Linked DNA regions of Homo sapiens: region 2 is linked to region 1. A link is a contact called in ENCODE Hi-C data. All regions are on one chromosome and are shown on one strand. Each heading gives the region's core, a stretch centred on a gene start or an enhancer-like site at or near the end of the contact. The rest is flanking DNA. Distances are from core to core; before and after follow the strand shown.

Region 1 (7,601 bases), core at 2,685-5,184:
GAGCCTGGCTAATTTAAAACAATTGTTTTTTTCATTAAGACAGAGTCTTGCTATGTTGCTTAGGCTGGGCTCAAGCAATCCTCTTACCTTGGCCTCCCAAGTGCTGGGATGACAGGCGTGAGCCACCGTGCCTGGCCTAAGTGCTTCTTTAAAATTACACTTCCAGGTACCAACCTAACTGTCCCATAATGTGCATATGGATAAAACTACCAATCTCTTTTTTTTCCTGGCTGCCTTCCTTGTCGGTTGACTTTCCCAGATAATCTTGAACATTCCCTTTCCCTTCACACTTGCCAGAAGCATTACCCACTGTAGAGAAAACAGGGATAACAAATCCAGTTTTCCATTTATGAACTGGGTCCTCAGCTCTGCTGCATCCCCTTGATGGGAAACCATCACCTGTAACAATCTATATGCCCTTGACTAATGATGTGGGCACAGCTCCGACCTGTGGCCTCCCCCCATTCAAGAGAACAGTCTGGAAAGTAGAAGTAGCCGCTGCATCGAAGTAGAGGCTTCAGTGGCCTGACTTTTCCCACTTCCTGCTCCCCTGTGAGCTGAACGTCAGTCCAAGGATGCGGTCTTGGGCTGCCCATGGTGGGAGACAGGGCAGTTTGGGGGAAGGAAGTTCCCTTTATTGCTTTTTCTGCATGGCCCTAAAAGAATGCAGATGAGCATCCCCACCTCGGCAAAAAGGCTGCCTTAGGCCAGACGCTTGCTCCGGAACTAGCATGAGAGGCTATGAAAAAGCTGAGGGGATCTCGGGCAGAGGGATGCAGGGTGGGTCTGCGAGATGCCGCCCCTGGGACACAGGGTACTGACGTGTTCAGGACGTAAAGCACAGTGTGAATGATGTACGGGATCAGGTGGATGTTGCTCTCCCGGCCGCCCCCGCCAGTGTCTGCGCTGAACGACTGCTCCATGGCGAAGCGCAGGAAGAGCAGTTTGATGTCATGGATGTTGAGCTGATACGTGGGCTCCCGCTGGCCTGTACATTCCTGGAGGTAAGTGTTGTGTCTAGAGGGAAGCAGAACAAACAATGAAATGGAAGTGAGTTCCTGGTGAAAACCCAGTTTGGGAGACAGAGCCTCCTTCCAGTACTCCCAGGCCTGATGGCTGCAAAGGTTTGCAAACGGAGACAAGAATACAAGGGAAAGTTGAGGCCAAGGCTGGGGCCAGCAGGACGACAAGGCCATAGGACGTTTTCATTTCTGCAGTGACTGAACGTGACACTCGCCAAGTTTTGATGAGAGCCCACCACTCTTGGGCGCCCATTTCTTAATGAACTAATGTTGTAGGACATACCGTGGCTGCATGTGGAGTACATTTTGGAGGAAGCAATGTAGAACTCATCCATTCTGACTGACAAAGTGACCTGTCCATAAGAATGAGCTCTTCAATCTCCAAATAAAAGGGTTTTTTGTTTTTGCTTTTGTTTTTCCTATGTCAATACACATTCCCATCTATCTGGGCTGTGCCTCTTATTAACTGGGTGACCTCGAGCAAGTTGCTCAAACTCTGCATCTCATCTGTACAATGTATACAAGAATACATGCCTGGCCGGGCACAGTGGCTCACACGTGTAATCCCAGCACTTTGAGAGGCCGAGGCAGGTGGATCACCTGAGGTCAGGAGTTCCAGACCAGCCTGGCCAACATGGCAAAACCCCGTCTCTACTAAAAATACAAAAATTAGCTGGGCATGGTGGCAGGCACCTGTAATTCCAGCTACTTGGGAGGCTGAGGCGGGAGAATCGCTTTAACCTGGGAGGCGGAGGCTGCAGTGAGCCAAGATCACGCCACTGCACTCCAGCCTGGGTGACAAGAGCAAAACCCTGTCTCAAAACAAAAGAATAGAGGTTAAGCATTTCAACATGCTCTCCATTGTCACTGCCAGCTGCCTGTTTTATGACAGGCATCTTTTTATCCCTGAGCTTTGAAATAGGACTTGGGGTGGGGCACCACTCCACAAGGCATCAGCAAGACATGAGGACCTCACAGATGCTTTAGCTATTCTTATCTGGGTTTTTAGGACCAGGAAGGCCTTCTAAGGAGCCCAACATCCCCCCTGCCACTAAGCCACTTTCGTATTTAAACCTCAGAGCCACACACTGTAGAAGTGAACTCAGAAATTCTGGCCTCAAGGACCAAGTTGGCCCCACATCTTCTGTCATAAGATCAGCAAAGGAATAGTGAAGACCCAGAAATTTCATCTGGTACCCTGGAAGCTAAGGGTGCTGGTTCCTCCCACCCTGTGGTGGGCCATGTCAGGTCACCCCTTGAGTAAGCCTCCATCCCCCACCCTGTATGCTCTGGACAGCTCCCCAGTCAGCAAGCAGACAGACATGGATTCCCAAGGAAGGTAACAGGAAATGGTGTCACCAGGGGATTGGGCTGATAGCGGGTCTTGTCCCATCCCCTGCAAATCCCCTCCATTCCACCATGAAAAATACTCAACACTCACCTTGCCAAGCAAGTGGCAAAAGCTGATTCAGGGACATGAGGTCCCCAGACCGGAAGGAGCCCGTTGCACTTGGTGTTGGCATTCTGCAGGGCGGCACTCTCCCACTCTTCCCGGCCTCGAGCCAACCTGGATAGGGAGGAGAGCAGGGACAAGCGACTGCTGGCATTAACGTGGCAACCAGGCACCTGGGCGGGGGGGCGGGGGTGGGGGTGGGGGCATGCCAACACTAAGAAGTCAGTCGGCCCAGGCTCCTGACCCTGCGAAGAGAATTTGCTATTTGTAGCCTCAATGTGGTACACACTGGCTTTGCTGACTCAGGTAGGCAGGGCTGTTCTCACTAGCCTTGGGCCCAGGCCAAAGCATATTTTCCTATCATTCAAATAACTGCTTGGGGACCTATATGGTGTCAGGCAGAACACCCTACTCTCCAGAGACTAAGGAGCAGATTTAAAACCACGAGGATGGCAGTCCCACCCGCTCCAGGCCCACAGGCAGGCCTACTGAAGGAGCCATTCCGCAAGAGCCAGGGCCTACCTGACGGCAGCCAGATGGCAGTCGTAGTGCACAATGTTGAAGTGGGACACGGTGCTGTAGCCCTGCTGTTTCCGGGGCTTATTCTCCATCTCCTCCAAGGCTACCCGCTTCGTGAAGGTATAAATGCCCAGGACCTTTGTGGGCTGCAAAGACGACAACATAAGGAGAGGGGAGGAGAAACTCCAAGTCAGGCTCAGGAGAAGCAGAATAGAGGGGAACTGCCGCCCTTCTTGGGCAATGCCTTGGGTTTCAGGTTGCTCTCACTAGGGAAGTTCAGAAGAGCAGGTAAGGCCAGCCCCTCAGTCTGTTGGTGAAGCACTTGGCTGGCCGCAGCCCTAGTGAAACAAGGATTATGGGAGCAACCAGCAAGAAGGGGATGCGGTGCAGATGCAGAGGCATACACATAAGCAAGCCTCGGCCATCTTTCTTTACTTTGTGCTTCATCTGTCTGAAAATGCAGAAGTGACTTCTTGATATTCCCTTGCTTTTCAAAACCTGCTGGGCAGCTCTGAAGAGCCTGCATTACGCAGGACTAACGAGCCCTGTGGCCCAGGCACCTGCCCTTTCACAGCCTGTATTCTAAGCAGTAAGTTCCAGCTGGAAAGAAGAGGCCACCTTTGAGCCTTCAGGAGAGCCAGCAGGTCACTGGCTGCTCTGCTCCTTTCAGGTGGAATCTAGTTTGGATAAGCCTAGAAAGTTCTGATTTTCTCCCCAGTTACCCTGAATGGAGGCAGCATGGTATGTTTTTAAAAGCCCAGGTCTGGAGTCTGAGAAGCCTAGGCTGGAATTCTGGCTCTGCCATGTGACCTTTGTTTGCTTAACCACAAGTTGAGACTTTTTACAGGTTTAAATAAAATTATCCAGTTTACACAAAGCTCTGAGCATGAGGCCTCACATATAGGAAGAATCCAATGAGCAGCATTTGTCATGATGATGATAAAGATAACAAAGTCTAAAGTTCGGATGAGCTCGCCTTCCTGCCTCTAAAGAGGACAGCTGGTCCTTTTGTTAATCTCCTAAGATGCAGGCCTTGATCTTGCCTAGCTAAGAACAAAATGGCCTGGAGGAGGGGGATGCTACCTAGAACAAGGGGTCAGGCTGGGCCCTCAGGACCGACCGTAGGCCCAGCAGCTGTACCTGGAACTTGTATCCCTCCCTGCAGATGCAGCACGTGAGGCCAGGCTCCTCGATCAGCTCTTCCATCTGCTTCAGGAGTGCTGTCTTGGTCACGACCTGGCCCTTTTCATTTGTCTGTAGGGGAACCCCGGTGGCATGTCAAGGGGATTTCCACACACCCTCTCCCACCCTAGCTTGGAGATGCTCAGGAACAGGGCTAACCTTCTACCTCCACTAAAAGGACAGGTGCATGAGAGGAAAGCCCTTGAGCTGTCTTCTAATAAGGATAAAGACCCAGGCCCTTCTGCTATTCTCTCTTCCTACAGGAACCACTGAAGCAAAGGAAGTCATCCAGCTGGAGCCCTGGCAAGGTGCCACCTGCCATCAGAAAAGCCCCCTTTCTTCATGCCAGCATCTTCGTGCCAGCAATGCCAAGTCTCAGCTTCCAAGGGTTGTTGCACTATGATTCATTCACTGTTCCCAGGTGAGCTTTTCAACTGCTGACACTCAAGTCTGTGCTTTGGAAAAGGAGCTTGTAGGACTCTGCTTCCTCCAAGGTGGGACAGTTAGAAGAGCACAGAACCCTTTGTGTCAACCACTTATTAGTTATGTGCCTTGGCCTATTTACTTCACCTCTCAGTTTCAGTTACTTCATCTGGAAAATGGGTATAACAATATCAACCTCCTAGAACTACTTGAGGGCTTAAATAAGTCCTCAATAAACTTAATGGCTATTATCACTGGTTTACTGTTTTGGTAAACTTCGTAAGTCACTTACTCCGAGTCTCATCTGTATGATAGAACGATAGTAGTTCCACCTCTGAGAGGGCCGAACACACCTAGTTCCTTCCTCCTACTCTGTCCAGCCTTCTCTTTCCCCATGGCCAACCCCAGGGCTGTCCCATGGCCACCTCCTCATCAACAGTGTGGGCAGAAATATGGGGACTCTAGGTGGTAGCTTTACCGTCATGCCCAGGGTGCCCAGGGCCTTCTGCCTCATTGCCATGGCCATGCGCTTCTTCTCTGCCCGGGTCTCCCTGCGGGCTGCGTCAATCTTCTTGTTTACGTCAGGGTGTTCCCGCAGGGCTTCCAGCAGGTTCTCTGCCAAGGTCCCAATGCCCTCATCACTGGACACCTGCTCCAGCTTATGCAGGTTCGGGATGGAATCAGTTCCAATCAGAACCTGCCAGTAAGAGACCAGAGAGACACATGCCTCCAATTATGTAGACAAACCTTCTTCCCGGGAGCTTAAAGGTTTAGAAACTCAACCAGCATGCACCATCTCATGTCACCTGCTCAGCTGCAATCAGGTCCTTTGATTCCACACTTTGACAGACACAGACAAATGGAAGAGGGTTTGGCTCTGCCACTGCCTCTGACCAATTCCTATGCTCTAAGCTCAGTATTTCCATCTATAAAATGGGGATAGTGCAAGGGCTGCTGTGATGACTAAAAACTAGATAACATATGCAAAGCATCCATCACAGAGGATGTGGAAAGGGGCCAGGAGAAGATCCCCGTATTCTGGTAAGACAAGCAGCAACACCTGATGTGTACTGAGTGGTGAACCAGCAGCCAGAGCAGGCACTGGACGTTCTCCTAAGGACCTGCCCTGAGTTCTCCACGGGAGCCCCTGGGTCCACCAAACCTAGGAGCACAGTTTTCTCAGGCTAGGGATACTAGAGGTGCAATGACTACAAGCAGGTATGGACATGAAAAACTTTAACAACAAAAAAGATATTAACAAGAAACCTCTGTGCCTGAAAAAGCTGGAAGTCACTACGTATAGCGCTATGTGATAAACGGGGGTGGAGAACATCAGAAGGCTAAAGACAGGTGTAGTTGGAAAAAGCACTCCAGGTGAGCTCACTGAGAAATATTACCACATCCCTGAAATCCTCACCAACCTGTCACAAGTGACTTGACAGCAATGATTACATATGAGACAACAGGCTGAAAATAACACAGCCAGCAGATCACTCAGTAGCTCATAAATCTGTTCTCACAGCAAGTCCACTTCCAATCTGTGTCTCAGCGAAATTACCTATTCCCTCATGTCTCATGCTCCTAAATGCTGAGCCCATATTTCAACTCCTACTGAGCTTTTCCACAGGTACCCCAAACTCAACATTCTGGCTGTTTACTGTGTGTGCATGCTTGCACATGTGTGTTTTCGGTGCTGGGAAAACAAAGACCTTGCTCTCATTTAACTTACATTCTAGTTATTAATAGGACAGACCATACATTCATAGCATAGTCTAATGAACTCTCCTCCACCTTACTCGCAAACCTCTGATCTTCTCCATCTCAGTGGCACCACCATTCACCTCATCACTCATTCCAGAAACTGAGCAGGTTCTTGATTCATTCAGCTTCTTAGCTTCTCACGTTCGGTCACTCTCCAAATCCCATTTATTCTTCCTCCCAGCTCAATCTCTGTTGAATCTATCCATGAACTAGTTTAAGCTGCCATTTCTCTCACTTCAATTACGATAAAAGCCTGTCAACTGTTCTTCCTACCTCCAATCTCACCTCCCTTCAATTCACTCTCTGTAATATGGCCAGGGCACTGCCCTCAGGAGAAAACCCACACTCCTCTTCTGGGAGAAAGAACATGCCTTTCCCCTGCTTGGATCTCCATCGGCAGCTCTTGCCATGCCTCGCCTCCGACTGCAGCTGCTTTCAATTCTTGGAAGGCTTTAAGCTCTCTTTGGCCTCTGAACCTTTGCAGGTGCCATGCCCTCTACTTAACAATCCTATTTCCTGAGGCCCCTTCCACACTGCATCTATCTCGCTGTTTAGTTACTACTCTGTATTTGGCTCTATCTTCCACCAGACAGTAAGCTCCCAACAGGCACAGGCGACAGCTGTCTCCTCAGTCTAACACAGGACCAGCTACACAACAAGATGTGTTGCAAGAAAAATGAATGGCCATAGCATAAATGCCAAGTATCTAACTAGATAAAGCCTTATTCTAAAGAAAGTAATTCAATTTGGTAACTAAGAATAAATCTGGATGGCCAGACACAATGGCTCACGTCTGTAATCCCAGCACTTTGGGAGGCTGAGGGGAGCGGATCACCTGAGGTCAGGAGTTGGAGACCAGCCTGGCCAACATGGTGAAACCCCGAGTCTACTAAAAATACAAAAAATTGGCCAGGTGTGGTGGCAGGTGCCTTTAGTTCCAGCTACTCGGGAGGCTGAGACAGGAGAATCGCTTGAACCCGGGAGGCAGAGGTTGCAGTGAGCCGAGACCATGCCACTGCACTCCAGCCTGGGTGACAAGAGCAAAACTTCATCTCAAAAAAAAAAAAAAGAATAAGCCTGGAAATCAGCTGACTTTGAGTTCCAAACTCATTGTGTTGCCTTTGGCCAAATCACAACCGTGTTCCTTGATTTATCCATATACAAAAGAGAGATGTTACAAGGATATGGAAAACAATACATGTGAAATTCCTATGCAGGAAAAAGTATCTCCACAAATATAT
Region 2 (7,601 bases), core at 1,575-4,074, 560 kb after region 1:
TATTTTTAGTAGAGACGGGGTTTCGCCATGTTGGCCAGGCTGGTCTCGAACTCCTGACCTCAAGTGATCTGCCACCTCGATCTCCCAAAATGCTGGGATTACAGGCGTGAGCCACTGCGCCTGGCCTCCCATAGAATTATAATACTGTATTTTTACTACACCTTTTCTTTCTTTCATGATTGTGTAGTGGCATGATCCTGGCTCACTGCAGCCTCAACCTCCCAGGACCGAGTGATCCTCTCACCTCAGCCTCCCAAGTAGCTGGGACCACAGGCATGCACCACCACACCTGGCTAGTTTTTAAATTTTTGTAGAGATGGGATCGTCTTATGTTGCCCAGGCTGGTCTTGAATTCCTGAGCTCAAGCAATTCTCTCACCTTGGCCTCCCAAAGTGCTGGGATTACAGGTGTGAGCCACCATGCTTAGCCTACTTTACGTTTTCTTTTCTTTTCTTTTCTTTGAGACAGAGTCTCGCTTTGTCGCCCAGGCTGGAGTGCAGTGGCGTGATCTCGGCTCACTGCAAGCTCCGCCTCCCGGGTTCACGCCATTCTCCTGCCTCAGCCTCCGTGTGTGTTACAGTGACCTACAGTATTTAGTACAGTCACATGTGGTCCAGATTTGTAGCCTAGGAGCAATGGGCTATGCCATATAGCCTAGGTTTGTAATAGCCTAGACTATTCAGGTTTGAGTTCACTCTATCACCTAATGGCACATTTCTCAGAGTGCATCCCCATGGCTAACTGACGCATGACTATAGTTGCGCTCTTATATTTAGTTCAGAATTCAGAACCTCTGCTTCCCTCCTGAGAGCCATCTCTGACTGTGCCAACTCAAAACAACTGCCCCCTATTTACCCACATCCCTGGACCTCCCCTCAGGGGAGTGTCTGAGTGGGCATAGGGTCTGTGCCCCCAGCTCCCTGCCCTCACCCTTGCCTTTCTCCCCACCCTCCTAGAAGTGAGTGAGTGTGGAACTGCAGGGCCCTGAACGGCCCAGGGCAGGGCATTGCTTTGCCTGACTTGCTGGGGGCCTTGGGACAGCCCCTTGCAGAGCAGGGAGACTTGGCTGGGAGATCTCCAACTTTCCTTCCCGCCCTCGCTTTTGGGGAGTCCCATGACTTGCTGTGTGACCTTCAGGGCGGGAGGAAGGGTTGAGAATCTGGGTGAGGCTCTCAAGGCTCAGGAAGGAAAGTACGATCGCTGCTTAAAAAAAAAAAATAGATTAGTTGCTGCTTGAAAAAACAAAAAAGCGTAAACCAACAAAAAAGCATAAACCAACAAAAAAAGAAAACCTGCTAGCCAAGAGCCCACCCCACCGGTGGGGGCAGCCTGGGCTCTTCGGGGCTGGGCAGGAGGGTGGGCGGAGGCAGGTGTGTCTGGATGACAGCCGTGTGTGGGAGAGACTTCATCTGGCATCCTCGCTGCCTCCTGTTCCAGCCCAGCCTTGGCTCTGATGCTGGCCCAGCCTTTCCCATGATCCCCTGGGGGGAAGAGAGCTGACCTTAGTGGGTGCCTCCTAGGTGCTGAGTACCTTCATTTACTCCTCCCAATTCTTCTCCAGGGAAGGTGCAATGCTTCCCATGTTAGGGTTGAGAAAGGCAGTTTCTGAGGAGTGAACTTATTTCTGGAGTCACACAGCTCCTAAGGGGAGGGGCTGCAGTTCAAACACTGGGGACTCCAGGGTCCACGCTTCCAGGGGGAGCCCGGGGAAAATGCTGGAGCTCCACGCTGCTGGCCCGGGGAGGCCGAGGCCCCAGCGCCCTGCGGAGAGCCTGCTAGGGCCTGGTGGGTTGGGTTATAGCACCCCTCTGTGGACACAGCTGGCCCTGTGATAACCTCAGCTGTGCACTGGAAAGGGTGGAAGGTAAGGAGGGGGCCTTCTGCCTCAGTTCGTCTCATTTCTCCTAACCTCTGTCCCAGCCTGACGCTGATAACCAGTTCCTGATCTCTGGGCCTGCAACCTCTTCCAAAAAGTCACCATTACCCCATTTCCCAGTAAGCCTCCATTAGCCTCAACCCCAGTCTCAACACTCGGCTTCAGCCTAGTTGTGACCCACAGCCTCGGTTGTGACCTCTCCTAATTCCAACTCCAAGTGCTCACCCCAGCCTCCCTCCCTCCCTCTGTCCCTCCCTCCCTGCCTCCCTCCCTCTTTTCTTTCCTGTCCTTTTTTTCCCTTTCCTTTTTGACAGGTTCTTGCTCTGTCACCCAGTCTGGAGTGCAGGGACGCAATCATGGCTCACTGCAGCCCCAAGCCTGGTCTCAAGCCATCCTCCCGCCTCAGCTTCCCACATAGCTGGACTACAGGTGCACATCACAATGCATAATGTGATAATAAAAAATGTGTTATCACAGTGTGATAATAAAAAAATATTTTATTTTATTTTATTTTATTTTGAGACCAAGTCTCACTTTGCTTCCCAGGCTAGTCTTGGACTCCTGAGTTCAAGTGGTCCTCCCGCTTTGGCCTCCCAAAGTGCTAGAATTACAGGTGTGAGCCACCATGCCTGGCCCAGGCTACTTGCATTACAACCCCAGTCTCAATTCCAAATCCACATCACTTTCTGCCCCAGTCACCTCCCTGGCCCCCTGTGACCTGTTGTTCCTGAGGAAGCAAGATGGGGTCAGATATAGGAGGACAAGAGTCCCTGGACCTCTCCTAAGGGTCTAGGGGGCCAGTCCAGCCCAGGGAGCCCTGGCCTTAAATGGACCTCCAGGACCCTTCAGGTGTGCTGTGGGCAGACCTGACTCAGGAGTGAGGAAGCCGCCTGCATGCCAGGCTTGTTGAAAAATTCACTGGGTTGCCAGTTAGGGAGGAATCCATTCTATTTTGTTAGGATGTGGTTGTACTGGAAACATGGGCTTTGTCAGCAAGACCGGAAATGCGTGGGTGAGGGCCTGGATCGTGACAGGAACTCATTTGGGAGGCGGCGGGGGGGCAGCCTGTCCGACCTCACTTCCAGCTGCCCTTCCTCCCCAGTGGGCTGGGAGTGGGGCTTATCCCGGCATTGGGGTCCCCTGAGATGGAGACCTGCAGGAGAGGGGCAGGAGCTGGGGGAACTTGCTGGATGGGGAGCGGAGTGCTTGGAGGGGTTCACAGCCCTGCAGGAGCCCCACTCAGCCAGCCCACCTCTAGACCCGTGCTCCCCAGACACTTTATAAAGTACTTGGCTCTGGGCTGGGTGCAGTGGCTCACACCTGTAATCCCAGCACCTTGGGAGGCCGAGGTGGGCAGATCACTTGAGGTCAGGAGTTTGAGACCAGCCTGGCCAACCTGGTGAAACCCCATCTCTACTAAAAATACAAAAATCAGCCAGGTGTGGTGGCGAATGCCTGTAATTCCAGCTATTCTGGAGGCTGAGGCAGGAGAATCACTTGAACCCGGGAGGCGGAGGTTGCAGTGAGCCAAGATCATGCCATGACACTCCAGCCTGGGCGACAGAGTGAGACTCTGTCTCAAAAAAATAGATAAGTAAGGCCGGGCGCAGTGGCTCACACCTGTAATCCCAGCACTTTGGGAGGCTGAGGCGGGCGGATCACGAGGTCAGGAGATCGAGACCATCCTGGCTAACACGGTGAAACCCCGTCTCTACTGAAAATACAAAAAATTAGTGGGGCATGGTGGTGGGCGCCTGCAGTCCCAGCTACACGGGAGGCTGAGGCAGGAGAAGGCGTGAACCCAGGAGGCGGAGCTTGCAGTGAGCAGAGATCGTGCCACTGCACTCCAGCCTGGGCAACAGAGCGAGACTCCGTCTCAAAAAAAAAAAAAAAAAAAAAGTACCTGGCTTTGCCATCTCCATGGCCCATGGTAGGATTGTCCTAAATGGGATGCCCAGTCCCAAGCCACCTGACTCCTGGTGCTGGGCTTCTGTGGGGCCACTGGGACCAGGACTTGTCCCCTCTTCCTCCTGATTTAGCCTCATCCAGGCCCCTCTAGGGACTGTCCCAAGGTAAAGAATCCCTGACTGAGCGCATAGCTGCCTAGGAAGCCTGATCAAAACGCAGACTCCTACCCACCCTAGAACTTTTACTCCACAAGTTCCTAGGGAATTCTGATCAAATTTCAGGTTTGGGAACCACTGGCCTGGCTCACTGCACTCATTTTACAGGTGGTGGGGAAACAGGTCTGAGTGTCCCGGTCACCCAGCACACGTGGACCCATGCCCTTTCTCGGCTGTGCCGTCCTCCGAGGGTTTGGGGGCCTCCTTGAAGAAGGCACTGCCCTCATCTCTGAAGCCTCCCTCTCCCGTGCTTTTTGCACTGGGGGGCATGGGTGAAACTTACCTGGGGCGAGTCTCCTGAAAGCGGAATCCTTTGACACAGACTGCCCTGCAGCGCCACCTTTTGGCAGATCCTGGTATTGTTTTAGTATCTCACTCCATCCTATAGCAGGGGAATTTGCAAATGGCCAAGTGCTTAGCTTTGATTGGCTCCCGCTTGACTCACGTGTTAGAATGGGGCTGGGGACAGTGATCTGTGTAGAGCCCTTGTGGATTCGAGTTTCTGGTGAGGCATCTTAGAGAACAATACTGTCTGGTTCAGGGTCAGTTTTTTTGCCTGAGGTCTGGCCAGCCAAGGTGGCCCAGGAATTCACTGCAGGCCAGGTGCGGTGGCTCACGCCTGTAATCCCAGCACTTTGGAATGCTGAAGCAGGAAGATCGCTTGAGCCCCAGGAGTTTGAGACCAGCCTGGGCAACACGGCGAAACCTGGTCTTTACAGAAATTAGCCAGGTGTGGTGGCGGACGCCTGTAGTCCCAGCAACTCGGGAGGCTGAGGTGGGAGGATCACCTGAGCCCAGGGAAGTCGAGGCTTCAGTGAGCCGTGATCATGCCACTGCACTCCAGCGTGGGTGACCGAGTGAGATCTTTTCTCAAAAAACAAAACCAAAAAGAAATCACAGCAACGTGAAGGTTAAGGCTAACTTTTCAAACATCAGAATCCTGACAATGGTTGCAGTAGCTTTCAAGGAGACATGGTGTGTGGCCAGCCCCTCCAGGGCTGTGTGGACAGCTTTTTGTGTATTTTCCTGGGTGACTCACAGCATCAAAGGGAGAAAGGAGGTAGTAATTGTTCAGCACTTGACATGTGCTTGAACACTTCGTAATCGCAATCCTGTGCCAGGCAGTGGCACCATCTCCCCTTTTTAGATGAAGAAACCGAGGCACCGAGATAAAAAGTAACTTGCTCAAGGCAATTTAGGAAGTTGTAAAACCAACCAACACATATGGAATGTGTATTATCTGCTAGGCTCATTTAATATCTCATCTGACCTTCCAGATACCCATCTGATGTAGGTACCACTCCCAGCTCCAATTGTGAGATTCAGAGGGGAGAAATAACTTGTCCAAAGTTGCACTTGGTTAGTAAGTGGGAGAGCTGGGGTTGCGCCAAGGAGTCGGATGCCAGAGTCCATGCTGTAACACCACTACCCGGCCCCCTGCACCTTGCTGTGCCTCACCTGGCACCTGTGCTCCGTTCTAGGGCTCTGGAGGCCACGGGCATGATGCTTCGGGTCCTGGTGGGGGCTGTCCTCCCTGCCATGCTACTGGCTGCCCCACCACCCATCAACAAGCTGGCACTGTTCCCAGATAAGAGTGCCTGGTGCGAAGCCAAGAACATCACCCAGATCGTGGGCCACAGCGGCTGTGAGGCCAAGTCCATCCAGAACAGGTGGGACCCAAGGGGTGGGTGGGGGGATGCGGACAGGGGTCCAAGGAGGGAGGAAGAGGACCAGGGCTGCCCATCCCTGCCTCCCCAACAGTGACACAGGCATGGTGACCTCTCCTCCCACAGGGCGTGCCTAGGACAGTGCTTCAGCTACAGCGTCCCCAACACCTTCCCACAGTCCACAGAGTCCCTGGTTCACTGTGACTCCTGCATGCCAGCCCAGTCCATGTGGGAGATTGTGAGTACTGCCTGCCTGCCCCACCCAGTCTCGGCCCGGAGCCTGCCCCAGCCTTGGCCTTTCTCCCCAGGCTCCTGTATTCCAGCAGATGGCCACAGGGCCTTAGAAAGGCCCCACTGTGTGCAGGGTGAAGGGCTTGTGCTGGGGATACAAATGTGGGCCTCCCCACAGGATGGCTCAGAAGTCTGACACCAACTTGTACAGGACAGGGATGTTCCCGAAGTTCCATTCTGATGTCTCTCATGGGCTGAAGTCCTTTCAGGGGCTTCCTGTTGTTATAGGATGAGACCAAAATCTTTGCCCTGTCCCGAGAACCTGGCATGGCCTGGCTCAGTGGCCTTTCCAGCCTCCTCCTGCTTCCTGCCTTCCTTAGTAGCTTGACGCTTAACACAGCCACCTTCTTTCAGTGCCTCGCACCTGCTCCGTTCGCTTCTACCCCAGGGCCCTTGCACCTGTTCTTTTCCCTGCTTGGAACACCACCTCTGTCCCCTTTCTCTAGTTCACTTCTATTCATTCTTCTGCCCTTGGCCCAAGCAGCGTTTCCTCAGGGCCCCTTTCCAGGCCCCCTGACTGGGGCACACCCTGGTACCGTTGGCTCTCAGAGCACAGTATGCCTCCGCTTCAAGCACCTTTCACACCTGCAGTCTTCCACCTGCATCCGGGTGATTTTGACAGATCTGTTTCCCCCACTAGACTCTGATTTCCTTGAAGGAAATGTGTCTTTGTGTCCCCAGAGCTGGCACAGGGTAGGCGCTCTGTGGAAGGGAGGAAGGAAGAGAGGAAGGGAGGGAGAAGGAAAAAAGGTACTTAGATGGGTGATGATAGGGGCAGAGTAGGAGGTAGATGGGGTTCCTGCAGGGTGAGCCTCAGCTGGGCTGGGCTTTGGGGTGGGGCTCTTTTGAGGAAGTGAAGTCTGAGCTCAGACCCAAAGGCGCAGTTTAGGGCATGTGGTAGTCGGCGGGGATAGGGGGGTGGGTGGGGGGAACCTTCCAGGCAAAGGGAACAGCATGTGCGGAGTCCCTGAGGCAGAGCCCAAGCACAGGATTGGTAAGAGTGGTGCAGGGTCAGGGGTAGGGGGGCCAGCCAGCTGGTGGCACCTGAAGGTCCTGGGTGGCCTTAGTGAGGGGTCAGGGTTTGTCTCCAAGTGCAGGGGGATCGCGGCGGTGGGGGCGATTTTAGCAGGGGCAGGCCACACTGGTGGCTGCTGGTGGGGAATGGGTGGGAAGGTGGCAGGACTGGATGTGAGGAGACAGCTCTGGTGGCTTGTGCAGGGGTTCAATTTCCCCCTCCCCATGGGACCCCAGAGCTAACTGGGCATCACAGGTGGGCTCTGGGATTCTTGATCCCATGAGGAAGTATTACCCTAGGGGCTGCCTTGCCTGCCCCAGACCTTTGGGAACATGCCTCTGCTTCTCTCTTGCCCTCTGCAGGTGACGCTGGAGTGCCCGGGCCACGAGGAGGTGCCCAGGGTGGACAAGCTGGTGGAGAAGATCCTGCACTGTAGCTGCCAGGCCTGCGGCAAGGAGCCTAGTCACGAGGGGCTGAGCGTCTATGTGCAGGGCGAGGACGGGCCGGGATCCCAGCCCGGCACCCACCCTCACCCCCATCCCCACCCCCATCCTGGCGGGCAGACCCCTGAGCCCGAGGACCCCCCTGGGGCCCCCCACACAGAGGAAGAGGGGGCTGAGGACTGAGGC

What was found. Hi-C counts contacts between places; a loop is a spot of excess contacts on that map. Pooled maps may share reads with other maps.
Region 2: a pooled map shows a loop between it and region 1 (3-fold over the local background). The contact joins two enhancer-like sites. A Hi-C loop is called at or near these places in 4 of 50 pooled maps.

The regions. Positions count from the first base shown.
Region 1 is chr1:19,083,682-19,091,282 of GRCh38, forward strand. It overlaps UBR4 (ubiquitin protein ligase E3 component n-recognin 4), which reads right to left. Exons shown (of 106, transcript NM_020765.3): 98 at 5,078-5,296; 99 at 4,135-4,248; 100 at 2,998-3,140; 101 at 2,464-2,589; 102 at 823-1,017. Among named protein-coding and RNA genes, the nearest start is that of UBR4, 120 kb to the right of the region's middle. RefSeq lists an enhancer at 3,990-4,359. Within about 2 kb of position 3,935, at least 10 of the 41 ENCODE cell types and tissues checked have a DNase peak (open chromatin) inside an H3K27ac peak, as active enhancers do.
Region 2 is chr1:19,649,532-19,657,132 of GRCh38, forward strand. MICOS10-NBL1 (MICOS10-NBL1 readthrough) reads left to right here. Exons shown (of 4, transcript NM_001204089.2): 2 at 5,481-5,669; 3 at 5,793-5,904; 4 at 7,335-7,601. The coding sequence starts at 5,500. The coding sequence ends at 7,598. It overlaps NBL1 (NBL1, DAN family BMP antagonist), which reads left to right. Exons shown (of 4, transcript NM_005380.8): 2 at 5,481-5,669; 3 at 5,793-5,904; 4 at 7,335-7,601. The coding sequence starts at 5,500. The coding sequence ends at 7,598. Among named protein-coding and RNA genes, the nearest start is that of NBL1, 9.0 kb to the left of the region's middle. RefSeq lists an enhancer at 894-1,511 and a silencer at 4,362-4,501. Within about 2 kb of position 2,825, at least 20 of the 41 ENCODE cell types and tissues checked have a DNase peak (open chromatin) inside an H3K27ac peak, as active enhancers do.